4 separate regions of the Homo sapiens genome follow, and all the other regions are linked to region 4. A link is a contact called in ENCODE Hi-C or POLR2A ChIA-PET data. All regions are on one chromosome and are shown on one strand. Each heading gives the region's core, a stretch centred on a gene start or an enhancer-like site at or near the end of the contact. The rest is flanking DNA. Distances are from core to core; before and after follow the strand shown. Region 1 overlaps C1QTNF7-AS1 (C1QTNF7 antisense RNA 1). Region 2 overlaps LINC00504 (long intergenic non-protein coding RNA 504). Region 3 overlaps BOD1L1 (biorientation of chromosomes in cell division 1 like 1). Region 4 overlaps LOC124900670 (a long non-coding RNA gene).

What was found. Hi-C counts contacts between places; a loop is a spot of excess contacts on that map. ChIA-PET counts read pairs that join two places held with the same protein, here RNA polymerase II (POLR2A). Pooled maps may share reads with other maps.
Region 1: a pooled map shows a loop between it and region 4 (4-fold over the local background). The contact joins two enhancer-like sites. A Hi-C loop is called at or near these places in 3 of 37 single-sample maps with no recorded cell type and 2 of 50 pooled maps.
Region 2: a loop to region 4 is called in a pooled map, with 4 times the contacts of the local background. The contact joins two enhancer-like sites. A Hi-C loop is called at or near these places in 1 of 168 maps with a recorded cell type or tissue (PC-9) and 2 of 50 pooled maps. POLR2A ChIA-PET finds 5 or more read pairs at or near these places in 1 of 52 experiments (PC-3).
Region 3: a loop to region 4 is called in a pooled map, with 2.8 times the contacts of the local background. The contact joins two enhancer-like sites. A Hi-C loop is called at or near these places in 3 of 37 single-sample maps with no recorded cell type and 4 of 50 pooled maps. POLR2A ChIA-PET finds 5 or more read pairs at or near these places in 1 of 52 experiments (activated CD4-positive, alpha-beta memory T cell).

The regions. Positions count from the first base shown.
Region 1 is chr4:15,148,660-15,151,821 of GRCh38, forward strand. The region is part of intron 2 of C1QTNF7-AS1 (C1QTNF7 antisense RNA 1); the gene reads right to left. Among named protein-coding and RNA genes, the nearest start is that of CPEB2, 150 kb to the left of the region's middle. RefSeq lists enhancers at 361-1,317, 1,153-2,352, 1,318-2,274, 1,410-1,549. Within about 2 kb of position 1,377, at least 19 of the 41 ENCODE cell types and tissues checked have a DNase peak (open chromatin) inside an H3K27ac peak, as active enhancers do.
Region 2 is chr4:14,724,912-14,728,064 of GRCh38, forward strand. The region is part of intron 2 of LINC00504 (long intergenic non-protein coding RNA 504); the gene reads right to left. Among named protein-coding and RNA genes, the nearest start is that of LINC00504, 160 kb to the right of the region's middle. Within about 2 kb of position 1,685, at least 3 of the 41 ENCODE cell types and tissues checked have a DNase peak (open chromatin) inside an H3K27ac peak, as active enhancers do; they include PC-3, where a contact is called at or near this core.
Region 3 is chr4:13,600,206-13,603,396 of GRCh38, forward strand. It overlaps BOD1L1 (biorientation of chromosomes in cell division 1 like 1), which reads right to left. Exons shown (of 26, transcript NM_148894.3): 10 at 1-3,191. Among named protein-coding and RNA genes, the nearest start is that of BOD1L1, 26 kb to the right of the region's middle. RefSeq lists an enhancer at 1,051-1,120. Within about 2 kb of position 1,711, at least 4 of the 41 ENCODE cell types and tissues checked have a DNase peak (open chromatin) inside an H3K27ac peak, as active enhancers do.
Region 4 is chr4:14,176,867-14,180,172 of GRCh38, forward strand. The region is part of intron 1 of LOC124900670 (a long non-coding RNA gene); the gene reads left to right. Among named protein-coding and RNA genes, the nearest start is that of LINC01085, 67 kb to the left of the region's middle. RefSeq lists an enhancer at 1,639-1,933. Within about 2 kb of position 1,630, at least 4 of the 41 ENCODE cell types and tissues checked have a DNase peak (open chromatin) inside an H3K27ac peak, as active enhancers do; they include PC-3, where a contact is called at or near this core.

The DNA of each region.
Region 1 (3,162 bases), core at 127-2,626, 970 kb after region 4:
AAAATGATTAATTTTGTGTAGTGACAGGCTTCGTCAGTACCTGCGTGCTTGGTAATTTTATTTTGATGGTGACCAAGTGAAGAACGTGCCCTAGGCTCCAGCAGCGAGCTCATTCTGGTGCCCTGGAAGGGGAAAATGGGAGAGAAGCAAATCTCTCTCCTTGGAAACTCTTAGCAACACCGAGAAGCCCTGGTATTATCAGGCCGCCAGCAAGTAAGCAAAATGGCCCAGTTCCGAGTTGCTTTAGGAAAGTTCTTACTCCCTGAGAGTACTATGTAGCTGACCTACATGGAGTTAAAAAGGTAGGCATTACACACTTGTCAGTGGTATTTTAAATGTGGTAAGCCTGTCTGGAATTTGTAAAATTTCTACAACCTACACATTTGAGTCCTGAACCATGAAATAAAGATATGGAGAGTGAAGGTCATCCTGCTACTAAAGAAGGTCAACCCAAGACAGTCTGAAAGCAATAGAAGTAGGGGGCCGGGGTGTCACATTCCTGAGGTCTCTGTGTGCAGACTGCCCATGTCCTAGTGATGTGGAGTCAAGACACAAGACATGTCCTCAAGCAGGACCAAAATCATCCCTTCAAAATCACATCGCCATGTTGAATGGTTGCTGTTTGTTTGTTTAGAAGGAATAAATAATAGTGATAAAAGGGATGGAGGCTATTTCTTGTACACCCACTGCGTGTGAGACTCCCTGCTGCACACGCCCCCAGTAACTCCTACAGCCCTCTGCAAGGTGTACCCATCGAGAGATTGTGCCCCCGCATCAGACTGCCTGCTCTGCCACCTTCTGCTGCGTGACCTCACACAACTGACTTAACCGCTCTGAAAGTCAGTTCCCTCGTGGGTTAAACAGAAATAAGAAGAGAACCTAGTTCACAAGCTGGTAAGGACTGAATGAAAGAATGCTTTGAAAGCTTGGTAGAGAGGCTGTCATACACCAAGTGCTCAAAAAAGTCAGCAATCATTATTACTCAGCATGCGTAGCTCTGGAAGTGAAACAGATTCTCACAAACTCTACCAAAGGGTACCTCATTCTTACACGATAAAAATAAGACCAGGCCTTCCTAGGCTGCTGCCTCCTGCCTCCTGCTAGGATGCAAATTCATGGCCAAAAACCCAGTGACAACAGTCCCTCCTTTACCAGCACTATTTGGCAGGCCAAGCTTTGGCAAACAGCCCACCATACCCATTAAAAAAAAACCACCATTGTTTCATCTGGAGGCTTTTTGATCCCCCTAAATAAAATGTTACCACCCTCCCCACCCCACCCCCAGGACAGATTCAGCCTGCAGGGGAGCCAGCTCCTCCTGCTATGTCACTCCAGCCAGGCAGGCCAGGCAGGATGACTCAGCAGAAAAGAGCCTGCTGCGGGGTCCGCCCACCCTCGGGTCAGCTGCGGCCAGAAAAGGAAGGCCTCTGTGAGACAAACAGAAAAGGACACTGCTCAGGTCCCCTGGGTGCAAAGCATCCTTTGTCTGTGGGGACTTCAGACAGGAACCGCCCATGTTGACATTTCAGCTGGCAGAGCAGGCTTGGCCTGGCTGGGAGAGGCAGGAACCCCTGCAGAGGCTACAAAAGATAGTCCACACTTCTTTAGCCCAGCCAGATACCACAGTCCCTGTCCTCTGTACGTATTAATATACATAACCTCAGACTTATGCGTTTTCTATTATTATCCCTACTTTTGAGATGGGGACACTAAAGCACAGAGAAGGCAAATAACTTGTCCAGGGTAACACAGCCATGAAGTGGGGAAGCAGGGCTTACACCAAAGAGTTGTGGCTTCCAAGCAGGTGCACACAGCATCCAGGTCTGTCCTTCTGGCTGCATGTTATTCCCTCCCTCTGCTCTGCTGCTTCTCGGGAGCTCAGAGCCGAAGGCAGCATTTCATGGTTTCTGGAGCCTGGCTCCCTTCCTCCATCCCCTTCACTGCCCAATTACAGGACTCACCCTCTCTTCCCTGGATGCCATCACTACCTTCTAACCAGTTCTCCTTCCACCCAGGTTCACTCTTCTTGACCATCTCATCTCCCATTTGATGCTCCAGCAGCAAATACTGCTTGGAGGGCCCTACACATGCAGAGCTGGCATCACCCATGCCTTGGCTGGCTCATGCTGTCCTGATTGCCCAGAACACCTTTCTTTTCCAGCCTCTGCATGCTCGACTGCTCCTGTAGGACTCACCACCTCCAGGAATCTATTTCCCTTTCCTCAGGCTGGATGAAGTGGCTGGTTGAAGCTCACAGAACATCCAGTGCATATTTCTTGTGTGGCATTTTAGGACCGAGAACTTATCTATGACTTTGCATCTCCCATGCTGGGCATCATCCCTGACATCTAGGATGTGCTCCATAAAAGTCTGTTACATAATGCAAATAAAGGTGGTCTCCATCAGTACTACCAGTCAACATGCTCTACCACTGCAAATCCATGGAGGGTGCATGTGGTTATTGAAAATGCTGCTCTCTAAAAACTTCTAGTTCTCTGCCTTCCAGGCCCACAGTAGAATGGCCCTCCCTTGTTCTGTGAGGTTGGGAGAGGGCCATGTGGTCAGCTCTGGCCAATAAGATGTGAGCGGAAGTGAGTGATGTCACTTCAGTTGAGCATTCAATTACAGGGGTGAGATGCCCAGAGCAGCATTTCCTCCCTTATGGTGACCCAACATGGGAGATGGTGGCTGCTCCATCAACCTGAGGCCCCAAGTGATTGCAAGAAGGAAACTTTGCAATGAATATATAATGTGACCAGGAGGTAAACCTTTGTTGTTTTGAAGCCCCTGAATTTATTTTTTAGCATAACTTATCTAATCCTGAAGGGAATAACTCGAATCTGTTATTAACTCATAAATGTTGTTTTGAACATTTGCCAAGAATGGTCTTTCAAATAGAAGGTGGGATGCAACACCTAACATTCATTCATAATAGTAAACACAACAAGAACTAGCAAAGATTAATGAGTGATTTAGAAATAAATAAATGGTCACGGATGTTCTTTGTGTTTCCAATCAGTACATTCATCTACCAAGCACGCTCAGCCCTTTTATCCTTTTGCTCCTCACCACAAGCCTGAACAAGACTCAGGGCATACATTGTCCACTCCATTTGGAGAAAACTGTGTCTCAGAGAAGATGTTACCTGCCCAAGGTCACACA
Region 2 (3,153 bases), core at 435-2,934, 550 kb after region 4:
GTTATTTTTTTCTATCTGAAATTTACTCCACCAAGACCTTCACTTGGCTGGCACCCTTATATCATGTCTCGGCTCAAATGCCCCCACTTAACTGACTATCCAATTTGTCCCCCACCCCCATGCCATGAGGTGCTAACAAAAAACTCACTTTTATTTCATCATAGCTATTGTCATGATCTGAAATTGTCATGTTTATTTCTTTGCATTTGTTTTTATTGTGTGCATTGCCCTACCAAGTTTCTAAATCACATTAGGAAAAGCATTTTACTGCCTTATCTACCCTTTATCCCAACACTTAGCACAATGTCTTCCAAAGGGCAGTGGCTCAATAAGTGAATATCCTGATCATACAAAAGGAAACTATAAGAAATGTTGATTGTTCAGATTTCCCAGACAACTTATCAATCTATAGTGCCCCACTCCAGTCAGAGTACCACCTTCTTCAAAGCCTTCAGTGCTGATGCCTAACTCCTATCCACAGGGCTGGTCTGGACCAGAAATCTGTACCCTGACAGTGCTTCACCTATTTGCAGAGACAGAACTACATTTTTCAGAGTCTAAGTCTTTCAGTCTAATATTTCAGCAAAATATTTTAACACCAATTCTGGCCCTATACATTTATCAAAACTGTTCAGCCCCTTCAAATTCTCTTCTCCCAGGAGAGGTGCTGCAATGCTCCCAATATGGTTTGAATGTTTTCTTGTGTTCTCCCAAGAGTCACATGTTGAAATCTGAGCCCCCAAGGTAATGATATTAGAAGAAAGGATTAAGTCATGAGGATCAAATCCTCATTATTGGGATTAGTGCTATTATAAAAGATGCCCAAGAAAGATCCTTGCTTTTTCCATCATGTGAGGACACAACAAGAAGTCGGCTTTCTGCAAGCCAGGAAACAAGCCCTCACCAGGAAAGATATTGATTGGCATCTTAATCTTGGATTTCCCAGTCTCCAGAACTGTGAGAAATAAATTTCTGTTGTATATAAACTACCCAGTCTATGATATTTTTATTGCAACTCAAACCAACTAAGAAACCCCCTCATTCTTCTTAATCACCAAATAAATAGATGTTAGGTCAAGAAAATATACAAACACACACACCTGTTAGGGGTAAGCATCAATTTTCAAACACAATACAATCTGAATCCATCCTAAGTAGAGGAATAAAAATATTCCTGGGAGCAGGAATATTTTCACAATTGTTATTGCTCATATTGATCATATCATCTTTCAACATTAGAAGAGCAATGGCCATTTCCCTTCAGACTCTGTCCTGTATCACTGGTGATGTATGAGAAACAAGGTGCAGTACAGAACCATCTACTCCCACTGGTCAACTCTTAACTACCAACAGGCCAGTAGAACATTTTACATTATTTTAATTTTGTTCGTTTACTCTTTGGTCCAAGTCACTTCTCTGGTAGATTGTCTTTTTGAGATTCCTAGACACAGAAGAAAGGCTGTGTAAGAATCCATCTGTAATTCTTGGAAAAGTAAGACAGTCATTTTTCCAGGGAGGGTCTTTCTCTCAGGTACAGATAACAGCTAAACAGAATGTTTTAGCTCCTTGGAGAAGAGGCCACTGACACAGCCCACGTGTGACAGGTGGATGAGGCAGAAATGAGAGAAGGTTTCCCAGGCAGGTGATCTAAGAGCCAGCTCTAAATAGTTTATAAGCAAAGAAGATAATTTCAGGCAGAATCTGCATGAGCAAAAGTCTGAAGGCAAGTCATAGCATGAAACAACCCGAGAACCCAGGGAATTTCATGCAGGTGAAGCACAAAGAGGCATAAGAGAAGAGTGGTAATAGATGTGTCTGAAGTGGAAACAACAACAACAAAAAAAGCACCTATCATAAATAACGTAGTAAGTAGTATAAGAAATCCAAACACTTCTCTGAAAACAAAGCAAAAGAGTGACAGGTTTTAAGCAGAGAATGGAACTTGGATTTCAGGATTTTGTTTTAGCACTAGAGTTTGCTTCGACCCTATGTGCCCCTCCCGTTGCTCTCTCCCCTCCCATTGCTGGCCTATACCTGAGCGCTGAGTCATTGCCAGGTGCTAGGACTTCTAAGAACATCAACCACAAATCATTACCTGAGAAACAGGCTTATGTTTTTGTTTTGTGGTTTTTTTTTTTTTCATTTTACAATGGAAGAGACCTAACTGAAGTTCCTAGTAATTAAAATAAGCAAATGCTACTTATGTAATGGATTATTAATTATCCTGCCTGTGCTTCTGAATGTCTTGTTTGAATAGATCTTGATATTTAGAGGGGAATTTTGGTGTCAGAGGTGCCTATCTTCTGCGTCATGCATGACTGTTGATCCTTTTCCAAAACAAATTCAAGTCTGCTGACTAATATTTAGATGATAAACTTGACATTTCCATTTCTTAGGTTATTAATCATGTGCTGTATCCCAACTGAGGTTTGCTTTAAAAAGTCCTCTCATATTATCTACACTTTCTCTTCAAGCATTATAGAAAATGTATCTGTGTGGAATGGGAGAAAATTTTTGCAACCTACTCCTCTGACAAAGGGCTAATATTCAGAATCTACAATGAACTCAAACAAATTTACAAGAAAAAAACAAACAACCCCATCAAAAAGTGGGCAAAGGATATGAATAGACACTTCTCAAAAGAAGACATTTATGCAGCCAAAAAACACAGGAAAAAATGCTCATCATCACTGACCATCAGAGAAATGCAAATCAAAACCACAATGAGAACCATCTCACACCAGTTAGAATGGTGATCATTAAACAGTCAGGAAACAACAGGTGCTGGAGAGGATGTGGAGAAATAGGAACACTTTTACACTGTTGGTGGGACTGTAAACTAGTTCAACCATTGTGGAAGTCAGTGTGGCGATTCCTCAGGGATGTAGAACTAGAAATACCATTTGACCCAGCCATCCCATTACTGGGTATATACCCAAAGGACTATAAATCATGCTGCTATAAAGACACATGCACACGTATGTTTATTGCGGCATTATTCACAATAGCAAAGACTTGGAACCAACCCAAATGTCCAACAATGATAGACAGGGTTAAGAAAATGTGGCACATATACACCATGGAATACTATGCAGCCATAAAAAATGATGAGTTCATGTCCTTTGTGGGGACATGGATGAAGCTGGAAACCAT
Region 3 (3,191 bases), core at 461-2,960, 580 kb before region 4:
AAACAGAAGCCTCACATTCTTCTGCTATGCTAGTGGAAATGAGAGCACATTCATCCTTCTCCTCCTTGCTGGTTGAGGCAAGAGGACTTTCAGCTTCTGGGGGCGCACTGGGCATAGGCCCCTCAAAGTCGGCGGTGCTTATCAAGACTGGACCTGTAGCCCTTTCTTCCACTGCTGCAGCAACCGGCTGAAGACTTTCAGCACACTTGATGGTTGTTGCACTGGAGATAGGCAATTCGAATTCTTCCCCTATGCTTGTGGAAATCATGGCACACTCATCTTTCTCTTCACTTCTGCTGGCAGTGAGTTGGCTGTCATCTCCTGAGACTGCACTGGGCATGGGGGCCTCAAATTCTTCTGTGGTTACTCTGGTACCTTCCATATTTTCTTCAGTTCTCAGAGCATCTGAGAGACCTCCTTCCACATCTGTAATTGCGCTTACCTGAGGGGTGTAATCATTTGTGGTACTGGTGGAAATAATCAAAACTTTGCCTTGATTTTTACCCCCTGCTAAGCTATTCTGGTTGGTAATATCACCACTGGCTGTAGTTGCCATGAGACCATCACACTCTTCATTTTCTACAGAGGTGATGATGTCCTCATCTTCTTTTTCACTTGGTGATGTGTGAGCAACTTCACATTCTGGGACTTCACCAGATACAAGAACATCGTAACTACCCCCGACCAGGCCAGTGGAAATAGTGGTATCTTCAACTTTTTCGAGCTGACTGTCACTTTGATCAGATGCAGCACTAGTCATAGGACCCTCACAACCTCCTGGAACTGGTGTCACTTCATCCTTTCCTGAGACTGCACTGGTCACACTGCTTTCTACAATCCCTTTTGCACTGGAGCAGATATCTGTGTCTTTACTTCCTTTCTCTGTGCCACTCATGCTGTCAACATTATTTTCATTTGCATTCATGATGGCAGCTCCAGCCTCAGCTTCCACATGCTCTACCACAGTACCAATCTGACTGTCCCCTTCTGCACTTTCACAAATCAAGACCCCTTCACTTTCTTCTCCTAACCCTGTACAAGTTGAAGCATGCCCAATTTCATTTCCTCTTCCAGTACTAGTCACAACATCCTCCCCTTCCTCGTCTTCCTCTTTTGCGCCTGTGCTAGTCACAATGCCTTCATCATCACAAGGACCAGCAGCAACTAATGGTACATTAGTGCCTTCTTTGGCCACTGTGCTGTCCATTGCACTCTCTCCATTTTCTTCCGATTCAGAACTTATAGCAAAGCCTTCGCTGCTATCTTCTGAACCTGTGCAACTTGCTGGCCCCTCTCCATCTTCTGTTATCCCCGTGCTGGTGACTGCACTCTCACCTTCTGTACCATCATTCACAGAACCATCTCCTTCTTGGCTGGCACTTGTTCCTGGTGGTGCATCATTATCTCCCAGGACAACACCTGCACCTGTAACCATGCGTTCCTCCCGGGGCCCTGCTCCAGTTACTGAGCAGATCACAAAGTTATCACTTCTGCCTTCTGCTCCTGTACATGTCACAGTGCCCTCTGTTTCTTTTTTGGGACCCATTCTCATCATATTTCCCTGGGAGCCATCCACCTCTTCACTGCTTATAGATCCTGCTCTTATCTCTGTTCCAGCACTTGTAACTGCTCCATCACTTTCAACTTCACTAATAAAAGTAATAGTTCCTTCAACTATTTCTGAGTCTCTACTTAAAGAACCATCACATTTTTCTTCAGAGCCTGCACTGGTTACAGCATCATCCTTTTCCTCTGTCACAACGCTATTTACATTGGCTTCGATTTTAACTGCATGCACAGCCAGTAGGTCTGCTGCTCTGTCCTCAGATTCAGCCACAGCACACTCCCCACTTTCCCCTTCCTTAGTGCTTGTGAGGAAGGTTTCACTTTCAGCAAATCCCTCTGTGACAACAGCCCCACCTTCTTCAGCTGCAGCAAAAACAGTGCATTCACTGGCTTCTGCACCAACATGAAGAGGATTATTTCTGGAATGTGTTCCTATTATGAGGCCTTCATCTGCCTCAATGCTGGTGCAAGGCAAAGCCACCTCACTTTGTCTTGTTTCTGAAGAAGTGGTTGTGGCAGGCCCAGCCTTCACTGGACTTAAGGTGACATCTTTGTCCTTCCCTTCAGTACTAGTGGCAACAGAAGTCTTTTCTGCTCTCCTAGGCCCAGTTGCCACATCCTCAGTTTGTCCGTTCCTTTGGTGTAAAACAGAGGGTGCAGAGCCACTTCCAGCACTGGTGTCTACCTCACTGTTTTCATTCCTTCTTTCAACATCAATTGATATGTCTTTTACTTTACCTGGGCTTCTTTTATGCTTAAGTTTGACAGTTTCAGCATATTTTTCTGTATTCAGGCCTACAACATGATCAACAGCAATGCCATCCTTCTTGCCATTCTCTACTGTTGCTTTAATTGTCTGCTTTAAATTGGGCTCTGCATTTAAGTCATTTTCTTTCTTGGCCATGTCCACTAAGCCACCTTCTTTGGTAATATTCTCATTTTCCACAATCACGCCCGTTAACTTACTTCCAAGAGGCATGATTACCTTTCCTTGTTTACCATCCAATAAAGTAGCCTGGTGAGCTTCTGGAATGTGTCTTTTGCTAGTGATGCTTGCTTTTGCTGGTGTATCTACTGTGAAACCTTCACCACCTTCTTTGCTGTCACTTGTCTTAAGGACTTCTGATTCCCTAACAGTCAGACTTTGGTTAGGGAGAGCAGAGTGATCCGCAGGGGAGGTGCTGGCTGTGCTACCTTCCAAAACAGTTCTTTTGTCAAACAGAGGAATTACATCTGGATCATACGATTCCCTCAGAGGCACAACAGTCACTGAACTTAAGGATGGTGAGGAGTCTAAATTTGTGGAATGTTCAAGAGTGGCATCTCCTTGAGCAACATGTTCTTCAGCAGCTGTGTTTTTCAAATTCTTCTGTACCCTATCATTTTCTGATGGGGCACTCAGTAACATTCTATGAACAGTTTCAGAATCTATATTCACTTCAGTAGTTCCTCTATGAATGGGTTCTTTCTCCCCAGGGTTCATTTTGGACACAGCACTTTGTATATGCATTTTCTTGGTCAAGGTGCTTCTATGATCGGCATGCTTTTCAGAATTACTATTAACTCCTGTTCCACGGCCTGGCTTATAAGCTGGAGCTGTTGCTTTTGAATCTGCTGTGCAAGTT
Region 4 (3,306 bases), core at 380-2,879:
CCAGAGAAGTCATTATTTTGTGGGGCTGTTCTGTACATCGTATGATGTTTAGCAGTATCCATCAGGCCTAACTACTAGAAGCTAGTAGCACATCCTCCGTGTTGTGAAATTAAAAAAAAAAATAGCCAACTTTGTCAAATGTCCCTTCAGGGGCAAATTATCCCTGTTTGAGAACCGCTGCTATATGATACGTTGGGAAACCGAGGACACTGGAGAGGTCATCAGTGGAAATTGTTGTTCCACATAACATTTCTTACTTTAAAAGGATCTGTAAAGAATACAGAATATCATATTTACAAATACAAACATTGATTTTTATAAAAGAGATTTCCATGTGGATTCAATGGCTGATCCTCATCTCAGACTCCTTGAAAAGCCTTGCATTTAGGGACTTGGGGTAGAAAAACAACCCAATCAAGAAGGGAGAGAAGATCATTCAGAAATGTAGGCTGAGACTCACAGCTTAGAATAGCTGTGCTGGTAAGGGAAGAATTTTAGGGACATAACTCCCAAAAGAGAGAAAGAAGAGGATATGGGCCAGCCATGGCCCCAGGGAGAAGCAACAATTATTGACTAGCATCAGAGGCTCAAACTGAGGCAGGCTGACCTCTGGGAGTAAGGAGGGATGGAAGGTGAGTCAGTGGAGCAGGAGAGAAAACCAATTTGGGGAAGCTTTGCTTAGAAAGGAATGAAAGTTAGGGCCTGATAGGTAAAGCAGAAGAAAAGGAAAATTTAAATACTGTCTTCACAGAATGATTCCAGAACTTGACAGGCCAGATTGTAGCACAATTAAAGGTGTAAAAAGTTGTATGGCTAAAGGAATTTAACCACTTTGAAGTTTATACACCACACAAAGCAAAGAGAGGAGGTAATTGGCCAGAACTCTAGTTTTGGTTGTTTTAGAGCATGGAAAGAAAAACAGTCACAGGATGGATCTTCCTTTCTTGCTGGCACTTCTTTGAGAAATCACAAGAAAGAAGAGGCCTTTCTAAGGCTTTGGAGAGCCAGATGGTTCTTTAAACATGGACTTTCCTCAGGCCTTTAGCCAGGGAAGTCCTGTGCTAGTAAAAATTTAACAACTGACTTTCTGGGACAAAACAAAACCCTCTAATTTGTGATGTTTACTGATCTCCATGGTGTGAATACTTTCACATGGCTCATTTCTAGCTAACATCAAGAAGTCACTGAACAAGGAATTGGGAAGAGCTGCATTCAATTGGTCTTGCTTGCCTGTGTGACCCAGTGTGAGCTGGTTTCAGCACACCAGTGTAGTCTTGGTCTCCTTTGTCATTTTTTTCTGAATGCCGTCTTTCCAGTATGCAGGCTTTGACTAAGCATTTAGGCAGAACTGAAACATTCAAATTAATGCCATTTCAGGTACCCACTGGTCTCAAGGTGGTAGTTTCTATCTTTGTGACTTGCCATCCATACCACCCCTTTCGACGTACACTGCTTTCTAGCAGCAGAAAGCCAGCTTGAAACTTCTGTGACAAATGAGGTCCACCAAAAATTTTTAGAACAACAAAAAATAAACTAGTAGGGAAAAAGTGGCCTAAATAAATGGGTCATGCAAGTAGAATTAAAATTGTAATTTTTGCTATTTGGTGATTTGGAGAAGACTTAGCTTTTATGCATTTTGACAGAGTAGCAGCTGTTGTTATCTCTGTAACCGGGGTGTCAGAAGTAAAATGTCAAAGGTAGAGGCACTTCCTGCTTGGTTAGTCATCTGCATTTCCTGACAAAGGCCCAAGAGGAAATGGTTTCTATTCCTTGAGAAAGAAGCAAGGGAGGGGCAAGGACAGGAGTCCTGGCTGAATTCACTGTATCTAAAAGTCTTTCATTCTGCTGAATTTACATCATGAGACTGAGGCCTTGTAAAAGCTTCCTAACATAAGAAAAATGGTCTTGGATAAAACCTTCATGTTCCTTTGTCTTTTGTTTTTTGTGCATTACTAGGATTTCAGGAGTAAAATTTCATACACCAGTGTTATTAATTTAAGAATCCAAGTGGCCACACTCATCATATAGTCTGATTGTCCACTTCTGAAAACTTTTGGGGAGTATTTTTAAAATAATACATTTCAAGTACCCATTGTCTCAAGGTGGTACTTTCCATTTTTGTGTCTTTCCATATATAGTGCCCCTTAGAATATACAGGAATGGTACACTCCAGCAGCAGAAAGCCAACTTGAAACTCCTGGGTCACATACAGTCTATCAAAGATTTTTAGAACAAAAAAATAAACTAATAGGAGTTAGTTTATTCCTATGCTATCAAAATATATTTAAAAATTAACAGTGAATAATGAAGAGGCAAAAACCTATAACATGAGACACACCTACACAATTTCGTCTTTTTCATTCTAGCATTTTTACTATTTTTTTCTACTATGTTGTTTTATCCCCCAAGTGTTTAGAACAGTGAAATGTGTTTCCAGTTTATATTCTCTTTATGAAAAACAGCATTACTGAATAGATGCCAATGAGAAAAATAAACTATTAATATACCCTCTCTTTTTACCTCTTGGTTCCCAACTCCATAAATCAAAGATTTGAATACAGTCTGGTACAAGAAGTGAGAGTATTTAATTCCTAAATTTGAACTCAAGTAAAGGTGTGTGGGCTGGAGAGCTCTTTGGAAAGTGGGAGCAGACCTTTTTGTTTGTTTAACAACTGGATGATGTGGAGTTACCTCATTAGGCCCATGCAGGTTTAATGATGATTTACAGAGAATGCATTGGTAAGTCCCTGCAGAGGGCAAAAAAATGATTTTCCTTGACGATTTCTAAGACATTTGTATCCTCTTCTCCATAATTACCCCATTGGGTTTTGACTCTCTTAATAGCACAGGCATTTTCCTAAACATTTGCATTTTTTTCTGTTATTAATCCTCTTGCACAATGCTCAGTGATTTTTCTTGTTGGAGATCCTATTGCCAGTTTTCACTGGCTCTCACTCATACAGAGCTGGGGGTCATGAGATTTTTATCTTCTACCCCTTATAGCATCTATCCCAGTTGCTAAGAATGCCACTGATAGCTGGCATTTTCAGGATTTGACAATCTACCTTGCCCTTTCACAAACATTTGCTAAGTTGTTCATCACCTCCCTGTGGAGGAAACAGGAGAGAATTTTATTAGGTAGGGTGATACAAGGGGAATCCACACATTGGGAACAATATTGAGTAGCCAGGTTGAAGGTACAGGTCAATCAGCAGTTGTCTTAAAGCTTTCCTAGTATTCTGCTTGCTATTCCCACTCCTTTTGTTTATCTGAAAATATTTATTATCTGTTCAGACAGTGTAATTC